Regions from separate parts of the Homo sapiens genome. Here region 2 is linked to region 1. Evidence: chromatin contacts called from ENCODE Hi-C or POLR2A ChIA-PET data. All regions are on one chromosome and are shown on one strand. The core of a region is the stretch at or near the end of the contact, and the rest is flanking DNA. Distances in the headings are between cores, read along the strand shown.

The links. Hi-C counts contacts between places; a loop is a spot of excess contacts on that map. ChIA-PET counts read pairs that join two places held with the same protein, here RNA polymerase II (POLR2A). Pooled maps may share reads with other maps.
Region 2: a map of chondrocyte shows a loop between it and region 1 (2.7-fold over the local background). The contact joins two enhancer-like sites. A Hi-C loop is called at or near these places in 3 of 168 maps with a recorded cell type or tissue (CD4-positive, alpha-beta memory T cell, chondrocyte and naive thymus-derived CD4-positive, alpha-beta T cell), 1 of 37 single-sample maps with no recorded cell type and 6 of 50 pooled maps. POLR2A ChIA-PET finds 5 or more read pairs at or near these places in 5 of 52 experiments (Caco-2, RWPE1, T-cell and 2 more).

What each region holds. Positions count from the first base shown.
Region 1 is chr10:63,411,796-63,418,848 of GRCh38, forward strand. All of the region lies in intron 1 of JMJD1C (jumonji domain containing 1C), which reads right to left. Among named protein-coding and RNA genes, the nearest start is that of JMJD1C-AS2, 15 kb to the right of the region's middle. Within about 2 kb of position 3,241, at least 2 of the 41 ENCODE cell types and tissues checked have a DNase peak (open chromatin) inside an H3K27ac peak, as active enhancers do; they include endothelial cell of umbilical vein, where a contact is called at or near this core.
Region 2 is chr10:63,201,743-63,208,795 of GRCh38, forward strand. It overlaps JMJD1C (jumonji domain containing 1C), which reads right to left. Exons shown (of 26, transcript NM_032776.3): 10 at 4,853-7,053. Among named protein-coding and RNA genes, the nearest start is that of NRBF2, 72 kb to the left of the region's middle. RefSeq lists a silencer at 4,633-4,833. Within about 2 kb of position 5,804, at least 18 of the 41 ENCODE cell types and tissues checked have a DNase peak (open chromatin) inside an H3K27ac peak, as active enhancers do; they include endothelial cell of umbilical vein, where a contact is called at or near this core.

The DNA of each region.
Region 1 (7,053 bases), core at 1,991-4,490:
GTTTCACCATGTTAGCCAGTATGGCCTCGATCTCCTGACCTCATGATCCCACCTACCTTGGCCTCCCAAAGTGCTGGGATTACAGGCGTAAGCCACAGCGCCTGGCCCAATTTTTTTTTTTTTTTTTTTTTTTAAATAGAGACAAGATCTTGGCCATGTTGCCCAGACTGCTCTTGAACTCCTGAGAACTCCTGAGCTCCAGCTATTTGCCCACCTCAGCCTCCCAAAGTGCTGGGATTACAGGCTTGAACCACCATGCCCAGCCAAAAATGTGTTTTTTAAAAACATGAAGAGCTATGTACAACTGACCCTGGAACAATTCAGGGGTTGGGACTGAGGACAGCCCGCCCAGTCGAAAAGCTGAATGTAATTTTTGACTCCCCATAAAATTAACTGGTAATAGCCTACTGTTGACCGGAAGTCTTAACAATGACATAAAGTCAATTAACAAATATTTTGTATGTCTATTATATACTGTATTCTTACAGTAAAGTAAGCTAGAGAAGTTATTATGAGCAAGAGAAAATACATTTACAGTACTGTACTTATTGATTCCTAAATTTCTGTTCTATGGTATCATTCGAAGTTTGCGAGATTGCACTAAACAACATTAAAAATTATGCAAGGACTGCGAGAGATCATTTCTTATTGCAATATGGTATTTAGTGGAGAGGTCAACTACTCACATGGAGATGTCAGCATCACACTGAGTTTTAAGCAGACATTCGCAACATTTGAGTTCAACACAGTAAAAACAGGAGGTGGCTAAAAACCTATCACAGCATGTACTAAAGTTAATTTTATGTAGTTATGAGTTAATACTGCATCTTTATGTTTGTTTATATTTCTCTCTACTGTAAATAGTGCCATGTCACGTCTCTGTGTGGGTAAAGTTCTGATATTTTAACTTTTTAAATAGATTTGTGTATATTTTATGGTAGCAAATGATAAAACTAAGATGTACATATATTTTATGCATTTATGACATACCTAACATTTTCTAAATTTTTAAAAATATTTCTAGGCTACATGGTTCATCTATGAGTTTTTTCAAATTGCTGCAAATCTCTAAAATATTTTGCAATATATTTATTTAAAAGTATCTGCATATAAATTGACTCTCAAAGTTCAAACCCACATTGTTCAAGTGTCAACTGCACAGAAGAATAGTGTATACGAGGGATGATATTGATTTAATTAAAATAAATAAGAAAAAGCCGAAACACAAAAATAGAGTATATCAAAACAATACCACAAAGTAGTTGCTAAATAAATTCCTATTGAAAGACTAAGCAGTTCAGTGTTACCTTAAGACAAGCCATTTTAATCAGGCAGACAAAGATATACAACACAATTTATAAATTTTAGAATGGTCTCATCTACAAAAGCGTATGTATATGTGTGTTATCTCTTAAAGAGGTAACAGGAAAAGAGGTCAAAGACAAGCAACCTTCATTATTTTGATGAGACAGAACTGTTTGGACTTTACCTGGTCTGCTGTTGAGTATCAAAAGAGGTTATTACTCTCTTTATGTTTTGCTACCTTAAATATATGGTATTCATGATAAATTTACCTCTGTTAAATAACATTCTTAAAATTTATGACATATTATAGTTTAATATGTGTAGATTTTAAGACAGGTTTTCTGAGCAGAATTACAAAATAGAGACATAATCTCATATTGGAGGAAAATTGTGGGCAACTACTGGGAAGGAGGAAGTCTTAGATTTATTCAGTAAAATAGTTTGCTAAACTTCTTTCTGGTGGGGGAAAGATTCTTCATAGCTATCTTATGCTGCCAGGTAACTTTTCTTCCGTTTAGCTGAGACAAAAAACGGTTATCAAGCGATAAGATAATGAAAAAGTATTTTTTTCCTTGATAAGAAATACTAGAAATCTAAATAAAGCAAATATTTTAACTTTAGGAAGTATTTTAACTTTTCTCCCTGGATTTTTCTGTCAATTCAGATTATAAGCTGAATGAAAGAGTCAAAAATGTTTGTGGTAAAAATTAGAGAATTTCAAAATTGCTAACACTGAAAAATACCAGATAAACCAAAGATAAAAGGTTCCTTGATTCTATTTAAATGTGAAAAAGAACCATAGTGAAGAGTAACTGATACTGAAAGAATGAAAAATACCTACTTTTACAAAGACATTTGGATTTCTTAAAAGTATGCTATCAATACTTTTTTTTTTTTTTTTTTTGACACGGAGTCTTGCACTGTCGACCAGGCTGGAGTGCAGTGGTGCGATCTTGGCTCACTGCAAGCCCCACCTCCTGGGTTCATGCCATTCTCCTGCCTCAGCCTCCCGAGTAGCTGGGACTGCAGGTGTCCGCCAACACGCCCAGCTAATTTTTTGTATTTTTAGTACAGACAGGGTTTTACTGTGTTAACCAGGATGGTCTCGATCTCCTGACCTCGTGATCTGCCTGCCTCGGCCTCCCAAAGTGCTGGGATCACAGGCATGAGCCACGCACCCAGCCAATACTGTGTATTTTCTAGTATTAAACACTAAGAAAACTGAATCTACTAAACATTCTTAGTAAACAGTTTCTCTTTTTTTAACCTTAAAATGTATATTTTAGTCTGTGTATTATATATTCTCATTTAAAAATATCAATTTAGAGATCTCAAGTCTAACCAGAATCACCATAAGGCCAGAGTTTGTTCCCCGTAATTTTCTCAACTCTCATAATGTGAGCACCGTGCTCAAAAGGTAACTGTGATTCCAGTTACTGACATACAAGAAAAATCGAGATGCAAGAAAATCAGCCTATCAAAATATATATTAAAAATTTATTCTGCTCCGGGCACAGTAGATGATGCCTGTAATCCCAACACTTTGGGAGGCTGAGGAGGGTGAATCACTTGAGGTCAGGAATTCAAGACCAGCCTGGCCAACATGGTGAAACTTCATCTTTCTTTGCTAAAAATAACAACAACAACAACAACAAAACTCACCGGTTGTGGTGGCAGGTGCCTGTAGACCCAGCTACTCGGGTGGCTGAGACAGGAGAATCACTTGAACCCAGGAGGCAGAGGCTGCAGTGAGCTGAGATCAGGCCACTGCACTCCAGCCTGGGCGATACAGCAAGACTCTATCTCAAAAAAAAAAAAAAATTATTCCAACACTAGAGAAAAAAAAAAAACTGTCCTGGATGAACTGACAAACAATAGGTTGGTATTCCCAACAAGGCCTTAAAAGTGAACTGAATTTAAGTGCATTTTTGCTTTATGTGCTGTGCCAACTTTGCAATTTAATCCTCTTCAGGATACAACTCCACTGACTCTGGAAGTGACTAAATGTTAACAGTATGACTTTGTGTAAACATATAGTTACTTAGAAAACCCCACTTAAGAATAAAATTTTTCCTTATATAAAATGACTTTACTATTAATATATAATATCACAGGTACTACGTATCAGATATACCTCATTATGATTAAATCTTTAAATTTTAGTGTCATTATTCATTTAAAAGCTGCCAGTTTACTAAATTATATAACCCTTCTCCATCTAATAAAACCTTATCAGAAAGTACCAATATGAAAGATTAACTATTATGTGATATTAATAAACAGTTATCAATTATGCTTCCTTCAAAGCTTTTATATATCAAAATATGAAACTAGTTCTCACTTGTAATATAACTGGTATTACAAACCATTAGTTCAATTCATGTGGATTCAGCAAAACTTTATTATAGGTGTTTGATTTTTAAATTTTAATTTAGCATATTCTTAGAACTACTGATACTGAACATGACCTTTAAAAAAATCTTTTTATTTTTGTAAGGTGATAGGTACACACAGCCAAAACTTTCAATCATAATCCTCTGGAAGAACTAATTCAGTATATAAACCTAAGACATACAAAACAGTTACAAAACTGTAAAATGAAACTATGTAAGATCATGTTCCTTAAATTTTCCTTAAAATCGTCTCATAACCTAACACAATGAAAAACAACTGCAATGCCCTACAGAAAATAAGCACCTGCAGAAAAAGATACAGTCTGGCAACTGCTGATACTATCAATTCATCACTTCATTCTTAAACATTAAGGCAACTCCTTCCCCTTCCTGTACGCTCAATCCATGAAGTTGAAGAAAACAGAGCTTACAGTGTTTTTGCTGAACTCCCACAACTACACAGCTGAACCCCCACAACTACACAGCTGAACCCATTTCATTCTCTAAAGAAATACTGTCCTTCAGAGAAGAGGCTTTAAAGTGGATTCATGCAGTATCCTGCCCTTAGCGAGAAGTTCCAGATAGGATAACTTCTCTGTGATGCATTTAACCCCTATCAAAAAGCCTCTATTAAAAAATAAAAAAGCCAACCAAAGACGATACTTGCGATTAAATAACACTAAAATAAGAGAAACTTATAACAGTGTTTAAATTGTTATACATGATCATGGAAAACATGATCATGGAAAAAATAACACACATCAAACCCTAATAACAATTAACTACATAGCCGAAGACATTTTAAATCTCAAAGTAACACATAATTCACAAAACAATCAGCATTTATCTTAGTTTTTTTTTTTTAATAATAAACATTTAAAAGTCAGCTGAATTGCAATCCGTAATTGCAGGAAAAATCTATCTCATTTTATGCATGTTTTTCAATGTATTCTTAATATTTTAGAGAGCATGTGATATTATAAAAAAATAATTTAAACATTTCTTTGGCATGTTACTAAAGCATGAAAGGCCTGTCAAGTAACAAGGGGAAAACTGTCTTTTTGGCTGATCATGCTGTGCTGGCAATTTCTCAAACATCTGCTAAAGGTCAGATTTCCACTGCATGGAACCAATCAATGGAATTATACAATTCTCCTACCACTTTAAGAAGCTAAACAAAGAACACTATTTTACATAAGTAATGAAATATAACTTAGCTTTGTAATAAATTGTAGCAAAGCCACCCCCTTATCACAGAATTCACACATTTTAAAAATGCTTACAAAATTCTATTTGCTAAATTTTAACCTGTTTACTGTATTCATCAAATATGTATACAAAACTCTAATTTTCCTTTGGTAAAAACTAAACAATTGATTTTTCAATTTCACACTGCAAAAAGTGCTGCATGTTCAAATAAAATTTTAAGGATGATTTTAACAATAAATATTTATCATTTACTAGTCTGAAAACATCTAACAGTGGGTCACTAAGAATACAGAATCACTTTGCAACTAATTCACATTACTAGGTGACTGAGTTTACACAAGAAGTTACATTGTTAAAACTAAACTTGTCACAGGATCATACTGATTTCTCTGTGATCAAAGTCACTGACGGCACCTACTTTGAAAAAATTTTTTACCCAAACCATCTTGAAAATATTTCACAGCCTACAACTCAGGAAACTTGCCCAATTATTTAAACAAGTAATTGAATGCAACCGGTTATCAAAGAATTGGAAGTTAAATATGTTAAGAAGCATGCTCAATGTACATACATAGATGACGTACTACTATATTGGGTTTTTAAAAGCAGAAATTAAATTAAAGCTCAACTTAAAATGCTTTTTCCTTCAAAGTACCACCCTATGTAGTTAAATACTCAAATTGCTACCAAACTTTTAGTATGTATATTATGGCTATAAAGTGATGATAAAGATTTAAAATATGCCCCTTTTTATAAGCCTGCCCAATTACAAATGAACAATTTTAAATTCTGGATTAAAACACTTTGCCCAATGGCCCTCATAAAATTAGTGGGCAAAATCTGAAAAATCAAGTGACTACACAGACTTGTTAAAAAGCTTAATGTTAACATTTTGATAACACAGTAATCTTGTGCCTCATTTAAAAATATGGTGAAACTGACTAGGAAATGGATGGATACAACTGTCTCTGTGATTATGCTATATTCTACAGAAGTTCCATCATATTGTATATGTTAAATATTTCCTTCCAAACAATGAAAAAATAGAGAATTTACTTCTAATGAAACTTGTATTAAGAAAGTTAGGTCCTAAACAATCCACTCCCTTAAGGAACACTGCAAGGCAACTGGAATAAGCCAGTTATTGTCAACAATTAGACTGGTATCATTTTCCTGTGTAACATAGACAAGTTTTTATTTTTCAACGAACTCAACTATTTCAGGTCATAATTTTGCTCTAATAAACCTAATGACTTTATAGAGGCTTAAAACTTAATTCTAAAGAAAGATCAACATTGAGACTGCATTAAATATTTTCCAAAAATATTCTCATCATAGAAAGATAAATAACCTTTAGCTTTTAAGGGGCCTAAATCAAAATCATATTCTGTTTTATTGTGTTACAGCAGTAGCTCAATAATTTAGGTATGCATCAGAACCTAATTGAGGGCTTTTAAAGCAAACTGCTTAGCCATACTACTATAGTTTCTCATTCAGAAGATCTGAGGCAGGATCAGATAATTTGCATTTCAAACAAAATCCCAAGTAATGCCAATGCTACCTGGTCTGGGGACCACACTTTAAAAATTACCATACTATAGAATACTTATAAAATGCATCCTGACAAAATATCTCATCTATCCTGCATACAGTTTTGAAATTAATCTTCCCTTTAACCACATTTAAGAGGCACTAAGTGGTTATTCAGAAATTATCCCATGATTTTCCACTGCCACTAACATCCAAATTTATTATGTCTGGTACTGAAGGTACAACAAATAAAACAATTAGATTTAATCTCAATTTTCCTTTATGGCTCAAAGGAAAGGATACCTTCACAATTTTTTCTTAAAGCCATGCCAAAACCAGTTAATATTTTCTATGCACTTATGTATCAGACATTATCAGGTGCTGAGTTACAAACAATAAAAGGCTTACAGCAGAGAAATACTAAAAATAAATTTAAAAGGCCACCCTACTGAAAGGACAGACATATAAACAAATAATTAAAATATCATGTGGGGGGGGTTTCTGCTTCCCGTATATTTGAGAACAGCATCAAACATTCCCATGACCATTAAAAATCTAGATAAGGGGCCTGGCATGGTGGTTCATGCCTGTAATCCCAGCATTTTGGGAGGCCGAG
Region 2 (7,053 bases), core at 4,554-7,053, 210 kb before region 1:
AACATGGTGAAATCCCGTCTCTACTAAAATACAAAAAATTAGCCTGGCATGGTGGCGCATACCTGTAGTCCCAGCTACTCGGGAGGCTGAGGCAGGAGAATCACTTGAACCTGGGAAGCAGATGTTGCAGTGAGCCAACATTGCGCCACTGCACTCCAGCCTGGTGACAGAGCAAGACTCCGTCCAAAAAAAAAACAAAAGAGGAAAGAAAAAAAAAAGCAAGCTATGTTGGGGTCCAGGTGCAGTGGCTCATGCCTATCCCAGAACTTTAGGAGGCTGAGGTGGGTGGATCACTTGAGGCCAGGAGTTCAAGACCAGTCTGGCCAATAGGTGAAACCCTGTCTCTACCAAAAATACAAAAATTAGCCAGGCGCGGTAGCACGCACCTGTAATTCCAGCTACTCGGGAGGCTGAGGCACAAGAACTGCTTGATCCCAGGGGGCGGAAGTTGCAGTGGGGTGAGATCGTGCCACTGGATTCCAGCCTGGGTGACGGAGTAAGACTCTGTCTAAAAATATATATAAATAAAAGCAAGCTATGTTAGGATCAGCAATTAGTTGTTGGCTCTAACTTGTAAGTGTCTTATTGCACCCATATTAATGTATCTATATGTCAGATATTAGATTTACATAGTTTGCTATTTCTGTCATGCTGAAAGAATAAAACTGTATTTCCTACCCTTGTGTTTTCTAATCATGCCCAATGTGTGGATCAGAGGTACAGCTATTCTCCTGAGACTACGTACTTCTTGCAGAAACTTACAAAGCACTGTGTTTAAATAAACCATATAGAGTGACCCATTTGAAATCAGGTCCAATTATTAAGCACTTCTGAATTGCTGCCTCGTTCTTTACAATTACATGCTTTCCCCTCTCTGTCTCTAACTTAGGGTAAGGAGCCATTTGGCTTAATCCACTAGAGAAACACCCATGTGTATAACCACACACCACATCTCCCGGTTATGGTATAAACCCATTTCCAGAAGACTTATGTAAAATGTTTATTTCCTCCATTGTGCAAAAGAGATTTTTCCTATGAACTGTGTAAAATATTCAGAGCTTTTACAAGTTGGAATGAATGATAGAATTGTTATACTGCTGATAAATTTTTATTTGGAACACTTGCTTCTAATCATCTATTTACTTTTCAATTTATTACACTAGAATAAACTAAATACAGTCTATTTCTTTTTATTATATGCCTTTAATTCCAGATAATGGAACAGTTCAGAGTATGGATCACCATACCACTGTGAACAACTCAGATAGTACTATAGTAAAGAATCAGACATTTCAAAGCAAATCTCAATTATGTGACACAAAATAGGCATTTAGAGCTTTTTTTCAATAAAAGAATAAATGAGTACAAAGACATTAAGGCCCAATTCATACGTAGAGCTTTTGATATTATAATTTTTGCTTCTAGACAAGGCCACACATGACTGCAACTAACTCCTTTTATGAATTTAACTGTCATAGTATTTGTACAATAAATAAAACTTCATCCTTCAATTCCATATATATATAATTTACTGGCAATATATAAAACCTAGAAGTTTGAGATTAAGACACTTAGTCAACAAAAAAATACCTAACTCAATGGATACTTCTTCATTTATAGTAAGAACCTTAGTTCTCTAGTAGCAAATCCACAAATAGCTGCTCTAACAGAAAACTGGGGAGGAAGAAAGTAAGAGACAAATACTTGCCAAACATTAATCTCTGATATGCCACCCCCTTAAAAAATATTTTTTTGGAGATAGAGAAATTAACTGTGATCATAAACCACTGGTTTTGTATTGTAGAATTTATATATTTGAATATAGTGGCAATTTCAGATCATAAAATTAAATGTAAAAATTAGATAAAATGTAAGATAGAAGTAAATAAAACATAAAAATTAGTGGAGAAAAAGCGGCTGACTTTTAATTAAGAGAAACAAAAAGGTAGCAGAGAGGAAGACATTCCAAAAGAGTAGATAAGACAAAATCTATTATATCTAGCTTTAATGTACTAAGAAACACACTATTATGTGTATGTGTATATAAAATATATAATTATACATGTATAACGGTGTATGTAATCATATTACATAGTTTAGGTGTAAGCCTAACTCATTCTTTTTGATTGACCATGACTGATGACAATTCTACTAAACAATAGAAAGAAAATAGACATTATTTAATCCATGAAGTAGATAATCCATTAATATTTAGAAGTTCCCTGACTTATGAAAACTCCCAACTTAAAGAACTTTTCTGTGCTCAGGAGACTGAGGCAGGAGGATTGCCTGAGCCCAGGAGTTGGAGGCTGCTGTGCACTATGGTTACACCTGTGAATATCCACTGCACTCCAGTCTGGGCAATGTAGGGAGACTGTCTCTAAAAAATATTTAAGAAAAAAAAAACTTTTCTAGGTAGCCTAGAACAAAAGCAAGTCAACTCTGTCCACAATTAATAGATGACATCTAATATTGACTTAATATTACTTTGGACTTGGTGAACAAATGGGTCATAAAACAGCCTCTCTAAAGCTACATGCTAGTTACCAAGCAGGGGAGATTTGACTAAACATTACAACCTGGGGGAAAAAAAGGCACTCATTCTGGCCCTTTTCTTAGAACTCTTACATGTGAATATGTATATTCGTCTCAAGATGAAAAGAGAATACGTATTTCACTAACACTTAATTTCATAAATTTAACTTCACAAGAGTTTTCTAGGCATTAAAACCTGGAAGGTACCTATCTTTTGTTTTTGTTTTTTAAGTTTTACTCAAGTATCTGAACACCCAACACCAAAGGAAATGTCATATAAGACAGAAGAGAAACAATTAAATTGCTCACACTAAGCCTATTATGAATTCATGGGGGTAGTGAGGGAGAGTAAGGGGAACACATAAGAAAAAGCAACACTGTATATAATCCAATATTCAAGTAAATGGCAGGTATCCTTCGATGTTAATCCCCCTCTCTGTCTTCTGACTATGCTTGCATTTCAGTCTGTCAGTCTCTGGCTCTAGTTGAGTTTGTCCTTTGTTCTTTCACTTTCTGACTGTCCTTTTCTATGATTCCATCCTCCTGTTTTCCTCTCCTTCACTTTGCCTCTGGTTTCCACACAGGCATGTGGGAAAACCTCATTCAGTTAAAAGGCACAAATGGGAGCCTTCAAGCATCCAAGTGCTTGTGAAAGTACTTTGAGTGTCCACATTGTCACAGATATTTCATATATTGTATGTGGATGAACACACGGACATAGTGAAACTAAGTGCTTTCTGCATTGTGCAACATACCTAAAAAGAAATAAGCAAACTGAGAAAAACTACTACTAGAGTAAAATGATATAGAAACACTTTATAGTGAATATTACTGTTAAGTATCTCTTATTTTGTCCAGCTGTTGCCACAAAGGATATATAATCAGTTGTGAAGCTATTAATATGGCAATTCTTTAACATCGAAATGAATACACAAAACCACAAGCCTCCCCTTATGTTAATTTTTACCTATTGTTAAGGACTGTTTGAATGAGCAGCATTAAATAGATAGTAATTTCCATAAGCTTCCAATTTTGTCACCAGATGATATAAGAGTGAAATACAGTCCACATTCATATTACTCTGAAGTAAAATTGGCCCTCCATAACCGTGGGTTCCAAACCCATGGGTTCAACCTACCATGGATCAAAAATACTTGGGGGAAAAAATATTCTACAAAGTTCCAAAAAAACAAAACTTTAATTTGCCATGTGCAGAGTACTATGTTCAATCCTGCATAAATGAAGTGATGTGTAAGCGTTGTGTTGGGCATTATAAGGAATCTAGAAATGATTTAAAGTATATGGGAGGATGTGTGTAGGTTACATGCAAATATAGTCATACACTATTAGGCAATTTCCTCACTGTAGGAACTTCATAGCATGTACTTACACAAACCTAGCTTACAAACCCGTACAGTATTTACTGTACTTTATACTGTAGATAATTGTAACACAAAGTATTTACGTATCTGAACAAAGAAAGAGGTATAGTAAAAACACAGTCTTACGATCTTATATGAGACCACTGTCATATATACATTCCATCATTTTTTGTTTATTTTTTGAGACATGGTCTTGCTCTGTTGCCCAGGCTGGAGTGCGGTGGTGCAATCATGGCTCACTGCAGCTTCAACCACGCCAGCTCAAGTGATCCTCCTGCCTCAGCTTCCCAAAGTGCTGGGATTACAGGAGTGAGCCACTGTGCCCAGCTGTGCATTCTGTCACTGACTGAAAAGTTGTTATGCAGCACATGACTGTACTATGCTATTTTATATAAGGGATGTGCACATCTGTGAATTTTGGTATCCGTGGGGGCGTCCTGGAACCAATCCCCCACAGGTATACCCAGGGACAACTGTAACTATCTTCTAGAAATTTGCCTCAAAATATGTGTATGTGAGCAGAATTTCTTTCCTGACTACATCTTGTTAGAGGTAAATATCTTAGCTGATATTACAAATCCACTTTTGGTGTGACAGCCATAACTGCATTTTGACAATTCTTAGAAATGGCCAAAATTACGAGTAACTACTAAATTCCACGTTAAATTACGCAAATTACCTACAATGACTGTCAGGTAAGATATATATTTCTACAAGTCTTTTAAAAATAGAGGAATAAGTGTTCTCTCATTTCCTCTTAAAGGGTACTTACTTGTGAAATGTAGAAATGAGATCAATGAGCATATACATAAAGCTAAGGCACGCAAATGAAGACAAAGGATGCCTTTAAGCTCACTGATCTTTAAAGCAGCACACTAGTATAGCTAAAACATTCAGCCCATTTTACCTGAGATAAAACAAAGTAACTGACTTACTATTACTGTTGCTTTGCAACTTCAGTTTACTTCTTTCTTTGGCACTCCTGCTGAGAACTCCATTGGGTTTCAAATCTTCTTCTATTTCACCTTTTCTCTTTTGCAAATCATTTTGCTTCTTTTTGTAAGTTGGCTTAGGTTGTCTTTTAGTCCTTTGCTCTGACTTGCTTTCACTTTCATCTGAGTCTCCACTTTCAGAGCCAGATTCATAAGTTCTTTTGGCTTTTCTCCTGTTGACTTTATCATCTTTTACATATTTATCAACTATGATCTTACTATCTACACTATTTTGTATATCACTAGATGTAGAGGCTATTAAGTTGACAGAACATGGCTTAATAATTTCTGATACAGAATTCCCTGAATTTTCCATTTTATTAGTATTTTTATCTTCTTCTGAGTGTCTGGTGAGCCAGGCCTTTTTCAGTTTAGTATGGTAGTTTGGTTGACTTGTCTGGGAAGCTTGCCCATTTCCTACAGAGTTTGCTTTGTTAATTGTACTACAGATTACAGTGCTATCCAGAGGAAGGGAGGCTGAAAGTGTCTGATTTTTTATAGCATTAGGTTCAGTCTCACTGGCATTACTACTTTTATACTGAGCTGCAGCCAATGCTGCCTTGTGCTTTTTTAAATGGATAAAATCAGTTGTGCCTGAGAACCCAGAACTGGGTTGAACAACACTTCCTGTCTTACTACTGGCTAATGTAACTGGTGCTGTGGTGCTGACCTTGCATTCTTGTTTTTGAGCCACTGGCTGACTGACACTTTTTGAAGATACACATTCTGATGATGTAGAGGCCAAAATGGTATTTGATAAAGAGGAAATTACTTCTGAACCACCCCAGCTGGAAACACTGGTAGTATCGGCAGCAGATGTGATTACATCCGTTTTGGTATTACACATCGTATTTACAGCAGACATGACTGAACTGGGAACACTGCCCTGTGAGACAGCCTGAAAGTTTTTTTCAGATTTTGTGTGAACACTGTCTGAATTCACATTTGGCAAAATGATTCTTCCAGTTTCTCCGGCTTCTGCTAGTTTGAGGCAATCTGTTTTATGTGCCCCAGCTGAAGATCTTTCACTAACACGATCTTTAGAAGCTAACTGCATTGCTGGCATACTATCAGTTTTTGTACTAGAAGATGGACGCACAATGACAGATGCCATAGCAGCCTGTAACTTTCCGCTGCTTTTCTCCACATGCCATTCAGTTTTCTCTTTGCTGAGGTTATTATTAGGTCTCCACATCTCCGTCAAACTCTGTTCTGAAGAACTCTTAAAATTTGCCTGGGAGTCTTTTGGTTCGGGTATTAGAGTTGGAGGCTTCTGTGATTCTTGAACTTTACCACCAGCATTTACTGGCATCACCGGAGTTAAAGTTGGAGGGGAAAGACTACTATAGCTGCCTTCCTTTCTTTCCAGGCTGTGATGGATTGGTGGGTGAAATACTGGTGCTCTATGTAATGCAGGCATACTGCGGAGTGTATTTGTAGAAGAAACTGTCAAATGGGTAGGACTCCTACAATCATTTCTGAAGGTTGTTACTGAGTGAGATGCAATCTGATGTGGAAGATGTTCTGGTATCTTGCCTACTAAACCTTCACTTTCTGGTTGGTGTTTAATCAAAGGTGGAGGCTTTGAAAGAGATGTTATAAATGAAGTCAGAGTTTGAGGATTAGCTGCTGCCGCTGCAAGGGCATTACTCTGTTTATCACCGTAAATATTTGAAACTTCTTTGGATGGGTATGATCTTGGTGGTTCATTGACCACACTATTAGACAATGTAGTGAAATAGTTACTTTGGGGTAAACTCTGAGGCACTGAGTGCTTCATTTTATAAAGATCTGATACTGAGCGTTCTACATCCATATCTTGTTTGATGATATGGCTTTTAGGACTGGAAGATGATGATGCCACTCTGGAATAATTCTCTCTCTCACCCTCAAGTCCCTTGATTTTAGTTGTAAAGGGAGCAACATCAATACTTTCTTGAAGAATTCGACGGTGTTCCTCTTTGTATTTGTTTAACCTCTCTCCAGTCTCCTGGGGTGGCCTCTGTAACTGATTTAATACTGGATCCACAAAATGCCTATGTAAGTGACAATCTTTTCCAGTCTGTGACCTATTTAGATCCAGGTCATTTTTGGCTGATGTGGATGCAACAGACCGTAATGGTTCCATAAAAGCTTTTCTTTCT